2 separate regions of the Homo sapiens genome follow, and region 2 is linked to region 1. Evidence: chromatin contacts called from ENCODE Hi-C or POLR2A ChIA-PET data. All regions are on one chromosome and are shown on one strand. The core of a region is the stretch at or near the end of the contact, and the rest is flanking DNA. Distances in the headings are between cores, read along the strand shown. Region 1 holds the start of RAI1 (retinoic acid induced 1). Region 2 holds the start of FLII (FLII actin remodeling protein).

Region 1 (6,166 bases), core at 2,601-5,100:
ACATTAAGCACAGAACTTTGGAAACAGTGGGTCCTTGGAAAATCCCTGTTCCCTTGGGCCCAGTGCCCAGGTGCCTCTCCCGCAGAGACGCTGCTCTGCGCACACCGTTGCTGTTGCACCTCCTCCCTCCCTGTGGAGCCACACGTTGGATAGGGGAGGAAAAAGACACCCATGCCATGGCCACAGGCAGCTGTGGAAAGCAATGCATTTCAAACATGGGCTGCCATGGAGATAGAACAGCAATAACAATACAACAATGACGGCAGCAATCAGCATTTATTGGCAAAAGCACTGCTCTAAACTTCATATGGATTAACTCACTGCATCTTTACTTCAGTACCGTGAGGTCTGTACTGTTATTCTCCTGATTGTAAAGATGGGGACACTGAGGCACAGAGAGGTAAATGGCCTGTTCAGTATGTGGTGGAGCCAGGAGTCAACCCAGAACTTGCCCTGAAGGACTTCGCCACACAACCAACCTCTCCAAGACAAACGGAGAGGAAAAAGGAAGCTGCCGAGGAAGAGCCCACAGTATGTCCTCACTTGGGGAAAAAGAAAACTATGCATGGATTGGTATATGTAATATACATACATACATACATATATATATATATATATATATATATATATATATATGCATTAAGTGAGTAACAAAAAGTCTGGAAGGATACGTTCAAACTATTAACTGGGGTTACCTGCAGGGAGGGTGCCAAGGGAACTTTTACTTTTACTACATATATTTCTGGCTTATTTGCATTTTTCACCCAAGTATCCAAGTGTTACTTGAGTAGTTTAACATGAGAGGAATTATTAGGGTTGCAATTAACATTTGTTGCATGAATAGATGGCAAATTCATTTCCTAGGCTTGTTTTTTTCAAATTCTGGGTATGACCCATCAGTGGATTGCAAAATTAATTTCGTGGGTAGCAATCAGTAATTAAAAAAAAAACAAATACACAAGAACAAAAAGGATTACAGACCAGCAGACACAGTAAGGGAGTTATTTCAGTAAACTTTTGTTTCAGCTATATACAGTGTGACCTGTGTAGTTACCTACGATGTATTTCTTACTATAGGTCACGGGCAAGAATTTGAAAGCAATTGGTCTAGGCTTGGGAGTCTAAAGAGGAGTAAGGCTGGGTGCAGTGACTCACTCCTGTAATCCCAGCACTTTGGGAGGCCAAAGAGGGAGGATCGCTTGAGCCCAGGACTTCAAGACCAGCCATGGCAAGACCCCTGTCTCTAGAAAAAAAAAAAAATTTAAAATTAGCTACGTGTGGTGTCGGGCGCCTGTGATCCCAGCTACTCAGGAGACTGATGCTGGAGGATCGCTTGAGCCCTGGAGGTTGAGGCTGAAGTGAGCTGTGTTTGTGCCAAGGCACTCCAGCCTGGGCCACACAGCAAGACCCTGTCTCAAAAATAAAACAAAGAGGAGTAAGACAGGGTCCCTGCCTATGAGAGCCCCACAGTCTAGTGGAAGAGAAAGGCAGCTCCAGTACCCCTGAGTTCCCTTTATCTCCACAGAAGCCAGAGGGATGCTAGGCTGGTGGGAAAGGTCCTATTTTGCCCACTCCACAGTTGGCTTCTGGGGCCTGGATCTCACCTTGATACATTCTCCTCCTCTCCAAGGCTTTTGCTTGTGAGAGCTTTTGCCAGAGTTATGGGGCTGAGCCTGCCCTGAGATCAGAATGATGTGTCCACTTCTGTGTCACGCAAAAGGCCACTTTTCCTTGCTCCTGGGCCCCGAATATACCGGCTTGCCTGTCAAGAGGGGGAGGGGTGGGAAACTAGAAGATTCCTTTCCAGTTTCTAGATCCCGAGGGCCACGTCCCAGGAAAGCCTCTGAAAACCCAGCTGTGTGGTCAGCAGGGAGGGGCCACCATTCAGTCTGCAGCGAGGGCTGCCCCCCACCTGGGGTGGGCCTGACCCTGAGCAGAGCGAGGACTGTATGGAGAATGGAGGGGGGCAGGGGCAGGAAGAGAAGCAGAGCCCCCAGCTCGGGGCTCCCATCACGCTGGCGCCTCCACATCAGAGCTAGCCTAACCCACCCCCGCCTCTCCTCCCAGGGCAGCAGACAACTAAAAAAAGATAAAATAAAAAGAAGTAATTCCCCTGCTCTGACGTCAGCGCGAGGTCTTAACAGCCCGGCAGCGGCATGAAACTGGATTGCAACCAGATGTAATGCCCTTGAATTCTCAACACACTACTGCATTGGAAAGACATAAAAGGGGGGCGGGGGACAGTATTGGTGGGAGGAACCGTGCAGATCCCGAGTGGGTCCCTGAATCCGGGCCCGCCGAAACCGCGGGGAAGGCGGCGCGGGAGAGTGTGCGGCGCGCGGAGCAGCGCCCGGCCGGCTCCGCCATTCAGGCGCGCGGCCTCCCCTCCCCCAGCCCCCACCGGCGCATTGTTACACTCGCTCCCATCCATTCAGAGCCCGAGGCCCGCCGCGCCCCCGCCAGCCCGGGCTCCGCGCAGGAGAGCACCGCGGCAGCCCGCACTCCGGCCCCTGCGTGGACTGGATAACGACCAAGAGCCCCAAGAAAGAAAACTGCTAGCCGGGAAAACGGGCGCCCCAGGAAGCTGGGGCCGCGACGGCCTAGGGCCTGGCTGGTGTTTCGCTTCCCCTCCGCCCCACCACGGAGGCCCCTGGCGCGACCAGGCTCCAAATGTCACCCTCGCGTCCTGCCACCCCTTGTCCCCGCCGCACTCGGCCCCCATGTCCTCCTCCCGGGTTCCCTGCCTTCAAGGCGCGTGAGAGGGGGGGCCGGCCTCGAAAAGGGCGGCGGGCTGCGCCGCCGTCTGTGGGGCGCAAGGCTCGCGTGTCCGGGGCCCCCGCCCGTGACGTCATCCCCGAAGGGCCCGTGCCTCCCGGGCCTGGCCGCTACAGAGCTCCCCAGGTCGCGGGGGCCGCTTCCTGCCCGGCCTCGGGGCCTGCGCACAGGCCCCGGGGCCGCTGCCCGGGTAGGGACACCGCAGAGAGCCCGAGCACCCATCTCGCCACGCACGGCCTTCGCCGGCCCTGACTCCCAAGCGATGGCCACGCCGGGCCCGGGTCACGCATGGGGAAGTCAGCTCCCCGTCCCCCACCTCGGACGCACTCACAAAGCTCACCTCCGCCCCCGGCGCCCCGCGAATGCACCCCACGTCCCCACCCCACGCTCCGCAAAGACTCCGCGCCTCGGCGCAAGCAGATCCCTTGCCACACTCGCCCCTCGCGCCCCCATGCCCCCACCCGACCTCAGCTGGCCGCACATCCCCCAGAAGACCCTCAGCCGCGGCGCAGGGCGCCCCCACCCTGCAGCTCCCCAGACGTCCATCCGGTGACCTCGCGCACCCCCCACACCACACAAAGCAAGGACCCCGCGGACCCCACATCTCCACCCAGCGCGCGCGCTCGGCGTCCGAACCCGCCTCGGCTCATCACCCGGCCTAGGATCCCGACGCCTCGCGCCGCCCCCGCCCCGGGGCAGGATACACTGCGCCCCCCGCGCCCCGGCGCTCGCTGCTCACCTCGGCGCCCGCGCTCACTCGGGGGCCTTGGGTCTGGCGCTGCGACTTCGCGGCCCGGAGGCCTGGGTGGCCATGGGGGTCGGGGCGCGGCGGCCCGGCCGGCCCGCGGCCAGGCAGGAAGGAGGGTGGGCCGCGGCGCCCCCTCCTCGCGCCGGCGCTAGGGCCGCGGGCAGGGCGGCCTGCTCGGCTCGCCTCTCGCCCTCGCTGCACTCGCTCTCCCACTCGTCTCTCGGAGCCCAGCCGCGGGCGGGGGCGGCGCCCGGGGACGCGGGGAGCGGGCCTTGGCCGCGCACCCGGCCGGGCCTGCCTGGTGTCCGCGGGTGCCGCGAGGAATGCGATCCCCTCCGCACAGGAAGAGCGGACGAGCGGACGGGCGGGCGGGCGACGCGCGGGGGGAGAAGGAGAGCAAGAGCGCGAGGAAAAAAGTTCCCGGGCGGCCTGGCTGCGCTCGCTCGCGGCCCCGGGCGCCAGGTGGGCCGTGCGCGCCCCGACAGCACCCCCTGGCGGTCCGCGCGCCCCACTGCGCGCCCCCCGCCCGCTGGCCGGCCTGCGGGAGGGGGCCTCTGCGGTGGGATCCCGGTGCGGCCTGGGAGGACACTAGCGCCCTGCGTACAGGAGCTTCCAGCGTCAGGCCAGGCCCCCACCCTCACCCCACCATTAGCCCTCACCTGTGCCCACTTCTTTGCAGTTTGAGAAACATTTTCGATTTCAAAACTCCATTGGCTTCATGTAAACTTCATTTACTGGGCACCTGGCACCTTGCTGAGTCTTGAGGAATCAGCAGAGACAATGCGGTCCCTGCTGTCGTGGAGCTGGCATCCTGGTGGGAAGAGACAGACAGCAAACAAATGCTTAGATACATGACGAAGATAATTTTAGAGCAGTAAGTGCTAGGACGAAAATTAGCAGGTGAAGTGACGGCTAGGGCTCCTTGGCTGGGGGAGAGAGAAGGAGGCCTGTCTGTGCAAAGATCTAAATAGCAAGAGGAACCGCCATGGGTAGAGTCTGGGAAGAGCATTTTGTTCTTTTAGAGGCAGGGTCTTGCTGTGTTGCCCAGGCCGAACTTGAATTCCTGGCCTCAAACAGTCCTCCCACCTCAGCCTTCTGAGTAGCTGGGACTACAGGGGCCTGCCCTCCTGGGAAGAGCATCATTGGCAGAAAGAACATCAAGTGCAAAGGTCCTGAGGCAGGAGAGAACTTGGTGAGTAAGTGGAATTGTGAGGAGGCCGTCAGCAAGGGGACAAGTAATGGGCACATTGAAGTCAGAGCCATATCGGGAGGGCCAGAGCCTGCAGGGCTGCAGAGAGCTCAGTGAGGAATTTGTTTGCAATTCTAGTGCAAGGAAGGTAGCCACTGGCAGACTTTAAACAGAGGCATGTTGAATGAGAGAGTCCTTGCATGAAACTTAAGGTACAGACCTCGGAGCAATTTCATGCCTAGGTCTCTACTTGCCATAGCTCAGGTGGGAGCTCACTGCCACCTGCTTGGGAAGCCTCTCAGCCCCACCCAGGCTCTAGGGTCTGTGGGATATGACCCCATTAACAGCCCCATCGAAGCCTCCCTCATTTGTCCTTTGGTAGGGCAGAGGGGAGCTGGTCAAGGCATCAGAGCTTGTGGGTGACCTGGGACAAGTGAATCCTGCATCTGCAAAATAAGGTATTGTGATAGATGGGGGGCCCTCACTCTGTCCCAGGCCTGCTGTGCCCCTTCTGTGCATGGTCTCATTAGATCCTGGTGCCCCCTCTGTGAGGTCGGCTCATCACATTTTGTGGATGAGGAAACAGGCGCAGAGTGGTGAAGTCCCCTGTCCAGGTTCTCAAGCTACAGGACAGAATCAACACAGGTCCCCACAGTCCTTCCTACTGGACTTGGCTACCCGTCTCCCAGGGTGAATGTCAAGAGCAAGACAGAGCTGGATCCCAGTGCGAACTGTGTTGTTTTAAGCTTGTTTTAAGTGCGGTTTCTGGATGACAGATCTGGTTTATTTTTATTTATTTATTTATGTATTTTTTTTTTGAGACGGAGTTTTGCCCCTGTTGCCCTGCCTGGAGTGCAATGGTGCGATCTTGGCTCACCACAACCTCTGCCTCCCAGATTCAAGCAATTCTCCTGCCTCAGCCTCCCGAGTAGCTGGGATTACAGACATGCACCGCCACACCCACCTAATTTTGTATTTTTAGTAGAGACAGGGTTTCTCCATGTTGGTCAAGCTGATCTTGAACTCCTGACCTCAGGTGATCCACCTGCCTCGGACTCCCAAAGTGCTGAGATTTCAGACATGAGCTACCGCGCCTGGCAAATCTGGTTTCTAAACGTGGCTCCTCTATGCCCAGCTGGGTGGCTTTGGGCAAACTACTTAACTTGCTGAGCCTCCGTTTCCTCATCTGTAGAATGGGGATAATAGTACCTACCTCATGGGTCTGTTGAGAGGATTGAATGAGGTACGTGTGGAAAGCATTTAGCTCACAGCCTGGCATGCAGTAAGTGCTATTACTGCTTTAAGATGCTAGATTAATGGGAACAGTCCCTATCATCCATCCAGGGCTCCCAATCTCCACCCCGAGCTGGTCTCCTGCCCTCCCTGCCTTACCTTAACCTGCTCCTGAGTGGAGCCTAAGGGAAGGCTGGTTCTAGGGACCCCAGTGGGAGGCA
Region 2 (6,166 bases), core at 2,286-4,785, 580 kb before region 1:
CAGGCTGCCAGCTCACAAGTGAGTGGTAAGGTCTCCAACCCATGACTGCAAGGCCTCCAGACTCTCATCCGCCCACAGAGTCTGACGGATTCTCCCTGTGCCAGGTGCCCAGGTCCTCAGCAGCAGCCTCATCTGAAGGTTCCTACCCAGAGGGCACAGCAGCCCTCTATGATAACCTCTTCAGAAGAGCCCAAAGTCCAGAGAAGACCAACAATTTGGGGCCCCAGCCAGTCTGGGGGACCACTGGGACCAGTTACCCCCAAATCTTGACAGGGTAGCCCAAGAGGCAGAGCTACCAAGTCAGAGCACGGGCAGAGTAAGACGGCCCAAGCTGCCCAGGCAGGCCAATGCAGATGTGCTTGTCAGGGTTGAAGCCCCTTTGGCAGGGCAGAAAGGGCTGCCCAGTGCCTCTGTACAGGGGGCTCTCTGGGCCTCTCAGTCTTGGGACAATGTGTAGGTAGTGGTGGGTGATGCTTCTCAACTGCCGGAAGGCCAAGCAACACAGAAAGTAAGGTGAAGGCCTGGGCCCCAGCCTGTTTGCTCACCTGTAAGATGGCATAGGCAGCAGTGAGGGGCAGATGTGGGCAGCCTTGAAGTGTGTGGCTGGGTGGGGGCCAGCACTTGGGAAGTGGAGGCAAAGATCTCCTAGGGCCCAGTCCACATTCCTCACGTTCTGCGAGGGGGACACTGCCCTCAGGCCCTGGGAGCTGAGAAGGGCTGGGACCTTAGGACATCAGTTAGACACCAAGCAGAACTCTCCCGGGGAGGCCTGAGCAGATGACCATGAGGTCACAGCCTGCCCGGGCACCAAGGACTTCTACCTGCCCTGCCAGAGTGTGGGTGCCAGGGGCCCAGTTGCCAGGTGACCAGATGCCTGGAGTAGCTGAAGCCTGAAGCGCTGTGTGACTCAGCCCCGTACACCCGCCCATTCGCCCCAGACTAAAAATAAGACGGTCTCTGGGGCGATCCCAGGCCAACCGGGTGACCCGCCACGGCCCCAGGGCCGGTTTCAATCTCCTCATCGGTGACTCGGGGATCAATACTGCCACCCGCCCCCAGAGAGACCAGGAATCTACTTTGCAAACTGTAAAGCGCTTTAAATACTCCCAACCTGTCTAAATTGGGACTCAGCCCCATCTCTGGCGGGGTCGCGCAGGCCTCAGTCCACAGCCTTCCAGCTCCGAGAAGCAGGAAAGGGCACGGGTGGCTGAAAATAACCCAAGTTTGCGCAGCGGGGCCCTGGAGGCCGTTTGGCCTTCCCTCCTCCGCCAAACCTGCCTGCCCTGGGCCCGGGCGGAGCAGGCCGCGCAGCAGCCCTAGGTGGGCGGGTGACGCCCCGTTCGCAGGATAAACCAAGAGACCGAGAGGGGAAGGGGGCTGGGCTAGGATTCGAACGCTGCCCTTGGTCCCCCAAAGGTCCCCTCCCCGCCTTCCCCAGCGGTGATCGCGGGCCACGCCCCCGATCTGCGTTCCGTCGCGCGCCAAGCCCCGAGCCCGGTGACCCTGGGGGCCGCCCCGCCGCGCTCCAGCTGTACCTGCGTCGCAGCTTCCGCACGACGACCGGAGGAGGCAGCGGGACCACGGCCCCGGAGCTCAGACCAGCCTGGGAATGGAACGTGAAGGACCCTGGAACCCAACGACTAGGGCCCCGGGGGCAGCCGCGGACTTCGCAGCACGCAGACAAGCAGGCCCTAACTCCAATCGGAGCGCTCGAGTCCAGCGCACAGGTGCCAAAATACTGCGCGGTTCAGCCAATGAAGGGCAGGTCCCGCCCCCCAGCCGACAGCCGCACTCCCTCTGGGGCGGGACTCCCTGACGCAGTCTGGATTTAAAGGTGCAGGGCTGCATTCCGAGACCGCGAACAGGTGACGTGACAGGCGACCCTCCAGGACGTCTGTGCGTTGTAATGTGAGCCTCCGGTGTGGAGGAAGCTGTCTGGGCCCCGTTCCTTCTGGGGACCAGGTAGAGAGGCTGCACATGGCTAGAGGCCCGGCACATCCAACCTCTTAGGTCACCTCTGCGAGAGAGTGTCTTGGTGGCCTCATTCTTACCTGTGGGCCTGAGGGGCACAGCGCCTACCCCTGCCACCTGCTCTGTGCGAGCTTGTGTGGGCCATTCTCCACCTGGGCATCAGTTTTTCTCCTGTAAAATGGGGACACTAGACCCCCTCCTCCCCTGCGAAGGATGGTTGGGCATATAACAGCTGTGGCTCATTTATTGGGGTCCTGCTATGTGTCAGCCAGGGCGAGCCCCCTTGAACAGCAAGGACCAAGACGGATGCTTCTCTTCTGGAGCCTCCCTTTGTAGGGGGGTACGAGCACAGGGGTGCTGACACTAAGTGGGAATAATAACCTGGCGCACAAAACAAAACAAAACGGAATAATAACCTGCCACTCACTGAGCGCCTGCTGTATGCTGCGAGCTACACGTGCATTCTTTGTTAATTTGCTCATGGTGACAACCTTAGAAAGTATTTTACAAATGAGGAAACTGGGTAGGGCGCGGTGGCTCACGCCTGTCATCCCAACACTCTGAGAAGCTGATACCAGAGGATCACTTGAGGCCAGGAGATCAAGACCAGCCTGGGCAACATAGCAAGCACCCCGTGTCTACAAAAAGTATAAATAAGGCCGGGCGCGGTGGCTCACGCCTGTAATCCCAGCACTTTGGGAGGCCGAGGCGGTTGGATCACGAGGTCAGAAGATCGAGACCATCCTGGCTAACACGGTGAAACCCCGTCTCTACTAAAAATACAAAAAAAAAAAAAAAAAAAATTAGCCGGGCGTAGTGGCGGGTGCCTGTAGTCCCAGCTACCCGGGAGGCTGAGGCAGGAGAATGGCGTGAACCCGGGAGGCGGAGGTTGCAGTGAGCCGAGACTGCGCCACTGCACTCCAGCCTGGGCGACAGAGCGAGACTCTGTCTCAAAAAAAATAAAAAATAAATAAAATAAATAAATTTAGCCAGGTGTGGTGGCCTGCGCCTATAATCCCAGGTAGTCGGGAGGCTGAGCCCAGGAGTTCGAGGCTGCAGTGAGCTATGATCACACCACTGCACTCCAGCCTGGGCAGCAGAGCAAGAAGACCCTGTCTCAACAAAACAAAAACAACACATGAGGAAACTAAGTCCAGAAGCAGGAGAGCTAGGACCCGAGGATCCAGGTGTCTCACTACCACCGGTCAGCCAAGTACAGGCACTTCCTGGGCCTCTGCGCCCCGGGGCCGAGGTTTAGAATCTCTCTGAGGTCAGGGCCAGCTTCATGTGCTGCAGCAGCGCAGGTGACGGTGCCTCGACCAGCGGCCGTTACGGCCCCTGCCCTGGGGCGCTGGGACTTAAGCCTGGAGATCGTGGAAGCCTCCAACTCCAGCACAGGGGGGGCCCGCACTCCTTGGTGCCTCCGCAGTCTTCGAACAGACGGGGAAACTGAGGCCCTAAGAGGCCTAAAGCCTACACTTCCCCGCGGAATGCGGCGGGCGCGGGCGGGTTAAAGGGGCGGGGCCGGCGCTGGCCCAGCCCGCGGCTCCCCCCAGCGCCCTCGCCCCGGCGCTCCCTAGCCCGGCGCGGCCCGGCAGCGAGAGCGGCGCCATGGAGGCCACCGGGGTGCTGCCGTTCGTGCGTGGCGTGGACCTCAGCGGCAACGACTTCAAGGTGAGCCGGGCCGGGCGCGTGCCGGGCCTCCCTGCAGGCCTTCTCTTCCGCCCGGCCCGCTTGGCCTCCGCTTCCTGTCCCGCTCGGCTCCAGGCCCTGCGTGTCCCAGGGACTGCGGCCGGGGCGGGGTGGGGCTCTCCCCTGGCCAGGAATGGACCTCCGAGGCCTCCGCCCAGTGCCTGTACGGGGAGACCGAGGCTGGGCAGGCCGGGGACGGACGCTTGGGCTCGGAGTCCCGCCGGGGGCCCGGCCGGGAGCCCCCACCCCGCGTCCGTGTTCTCGGTCTAGGCTGGATGGTGGCCTGGGGATCGGGCGAGCCTCCCCGCCCCTCTGAGGTCACACGCCCAAGCCAGGCCCTGACTCAGGGATGGCTGCCCGGCTGCCCAGGGGCGGGTGTGGAGCCGACTCATCACTGCCCTCTCCCCGCCACCGCCACCCGCCATACTGTGTGATCCTGGGCCTCTCAGATCACTTCCCCTCTCAGAGCCTAGGCTTTCTCAGCCGGTGAAGGGGCTTAAAAGTCTCCTCCTTGGACGCAAGGAGTATAGTGAGATTTGTTGGTGTGGAGAGTGTGTCAGGCCGGTGTGCCAGGTGCTGGGTGGCAGTTGTCTGAGCAGCTGCTGGACTGAGAGAAAAGGGACCGGAGCCCAGCCCTCCGCAGCCAGTGGGTGGGGCGGCGGGGTGGTTCCAGGACTCAAGAATGAGACAGGCATTGCCTGACCAAAGGGGAAGCAGAGAAAGAGAGGGAGGGAGAGCTGGCTGGAGGGTCAGCCTCACCTTCAGGGTGGGTGACTGGCAGGGTCGGCCTGGGTTGTTGGTCTGGGGCTGGGGCCGAGGAGGCAGGTTTTTCCTGCGTTTACCTGCCTGTGTACACACCTTTGACCCCAAGTACAAGTGGCTACACCACTTTTCCCTGACCCCATCCCCACCACCCTAACCTGGGGTCCCCGTTCCTCTTTGCTGAACTGGGAGAGTCCGAGTCACCAGCTGGGAATGTGGCGCTAGGGGGAAAGGAATATCAGCCGCAGGCACTGAAGGCACCTACTGCCCCAGACTTGGTGCCACAAGGGCTGGAGGTGCCGAGGTGGGCGTTCACACACCAGGGGAGTGCAGTGATGCTGGCCTGCCCTGCAGGGTGGGGAGCCACGGTCTCCGCAAGCAAGGGTTTGACCCTGGCCGTGAGTTGCCAGTGTGCTGATGGCAGGATGAGGGCACAGGTGGCGCCTTTGCAAAGGCTTGGAAGGGGGATCCCCCACCCCAGGCAGCCAGTCAGAGTGTGGAATGCTAGGTGAAGGAATTTGAGCCGAGCTAACCACAGAGCCGGATGCTGGGCTTTCACCTGAAACAAGCCAGTTTTGTCCTGGCCCTCCTGGGGCCCAGAATCCAGTAGGAGAGACAAATCTTAGGCCAACACTTTTGTCACGGGGGGGCTTAAAATTCCCATTCTATGGGTGAAGAAATTGAGGCACAATGATGAAATGACTTGTCTGTGTTCTCACAGATGGTGAGAGTTGGTTCTGTGGCTCCCCAAAGGCTCCCATGGGCTGGAGGAGCCATAGAAGGTGGTGAGCAGGGGCTCTGTGCTTCACCTTGACATCCTTCCCCCAGGGCGGCTACTTCCCTGAGAATGTCAAGGCCATGACCAGCCTGCGGTGGCTGAAGCTGAACCGCACTGGCCTCTGCTACCTGCCCGAGGAGCTGGCCGCCCTGCAGAAGCTGGTAAGGGGGTTTGGGCGGGCAGGGGAGGGTCCCTGTGGATGAGCCAGGTGGGCAGAGCCTGTGGAGAAGGCAGACAACTTCTCCAGAGAGAGGAACACCGACAGCTATGAGCAGAGCTGGAAGAAAGGGAGTGGGCACCCTGTCCAGGGAGGTGTGCAAGAAGAGGCCGGGTGAGTGAGGGAGGGAAGCTGCAGGGGTAGTTGGGCCAGTGTGGCTGAGGCCTTCCTGGATGGTGCAGAGTTGTGGAGGCAGGCAGGGACTCTGGACACCCCACCCACCCTGCTGAGCCTGTGCTCCCCATTCCGGCCCAGGAACACTTGTCTGTGAGCCACAACAACCTGACCACGCTTCATGGGGAGCTGTCCAGCCTGCCATCGCTGCGCGTGAGTGCTGGCCGGGAGGCCACCGAGCTTGGGGTTGGGGCCAAGGTCCGGTCAGGGACGTGAAGCCTGGGCTAGACACCAAGCTGGGCCAGCATTTCTGCCCACCTCCGTGTCAGGCTCAGAGGCTCAGGTGTCACAGAGGGGCCCTCTCATTAGAGGTTACAGCAGTGCCCTGTGTAAAGTAACCCATGTGGATCAGAGAATTCCATCAGGAAAAAGGTAAAGAAATCCAAAATCTTACCAGCCGTTATGGACAATAACTACAGTAATAATAGCCAAGACTGGCTGAGCAATGTTCCCACTATTCTGTTAGGATTTTTTCATATGCTCTAGCCCTCCACTAATGTTGCAGAAGAGAAACTTGGCCACCAAGGCAGATTACTTGCCCCAGGTCACAGAGCCAGGCAGTGGTAGAGCTG

The links. A loop is a pair of places that touch in the nucleus more often than their neighbours do. ChIA-PET counts read pairs that join two places held with the same protein, here RNA polymerase II (POLR2A). Pooled maps may share reads with other maps.
Region 2: a loop to region 1 is called in a pooled map, with 4 times the contacts of the local background. The contact joins the promoter of FLII here to the promoter of RAI1 in region 1. A Hi-C loop is called at or near these places in 5 of 50 pooled maps. POLR2A ChIA-PET finds 5 or more read pairs at or near these places in 2 of 52 experiments (MCF 10A and activated T-cell).

Annotation. Positions count from the first base shown.
Region 1 is chr17:17,679,142-17,685,307 of GRCh38, reverse strand. It overlaps RAI1 (retinoic acid induced 1), which reads right to left and starts at 3,850. Exons shown (of 6, transcript NM_030665.4): 1 at 3,515-3,850. RefSeq lists silencers at 2,190-3,139, 3,126-3,298, 3,310-3,389, 3,450-3,589, 3,620-4,129 and an enhancer at 3,208-3,809.
Region 2 is chr17:18,256,107-18,262,272 of GRCh38, reverse strand. It overlaps FLII (FLII actin remodeling protein), which reads left to right and starts at 3,535. Exons shown (of 30, transcript NM_002018.4): 1 at 3,535-3,645; 2 at 5,254-5,364; 3 at 5,676-5,747. The coding sequence starts at 3,583. It overlaps MIEF2 (mitochondrial elongation factor 2), which reads right to left and starts at 1,611. Exons shown (of 4, transcript NM_139162.4): 1 at 1,536-1,611. RefSeq lists enhancers at 62-681, 682-1,302, 1,924-2,053, 3,663-4,164, 4,164-4,243 and 1 more and silencers at 3,444-3,843, 3,854-3,993.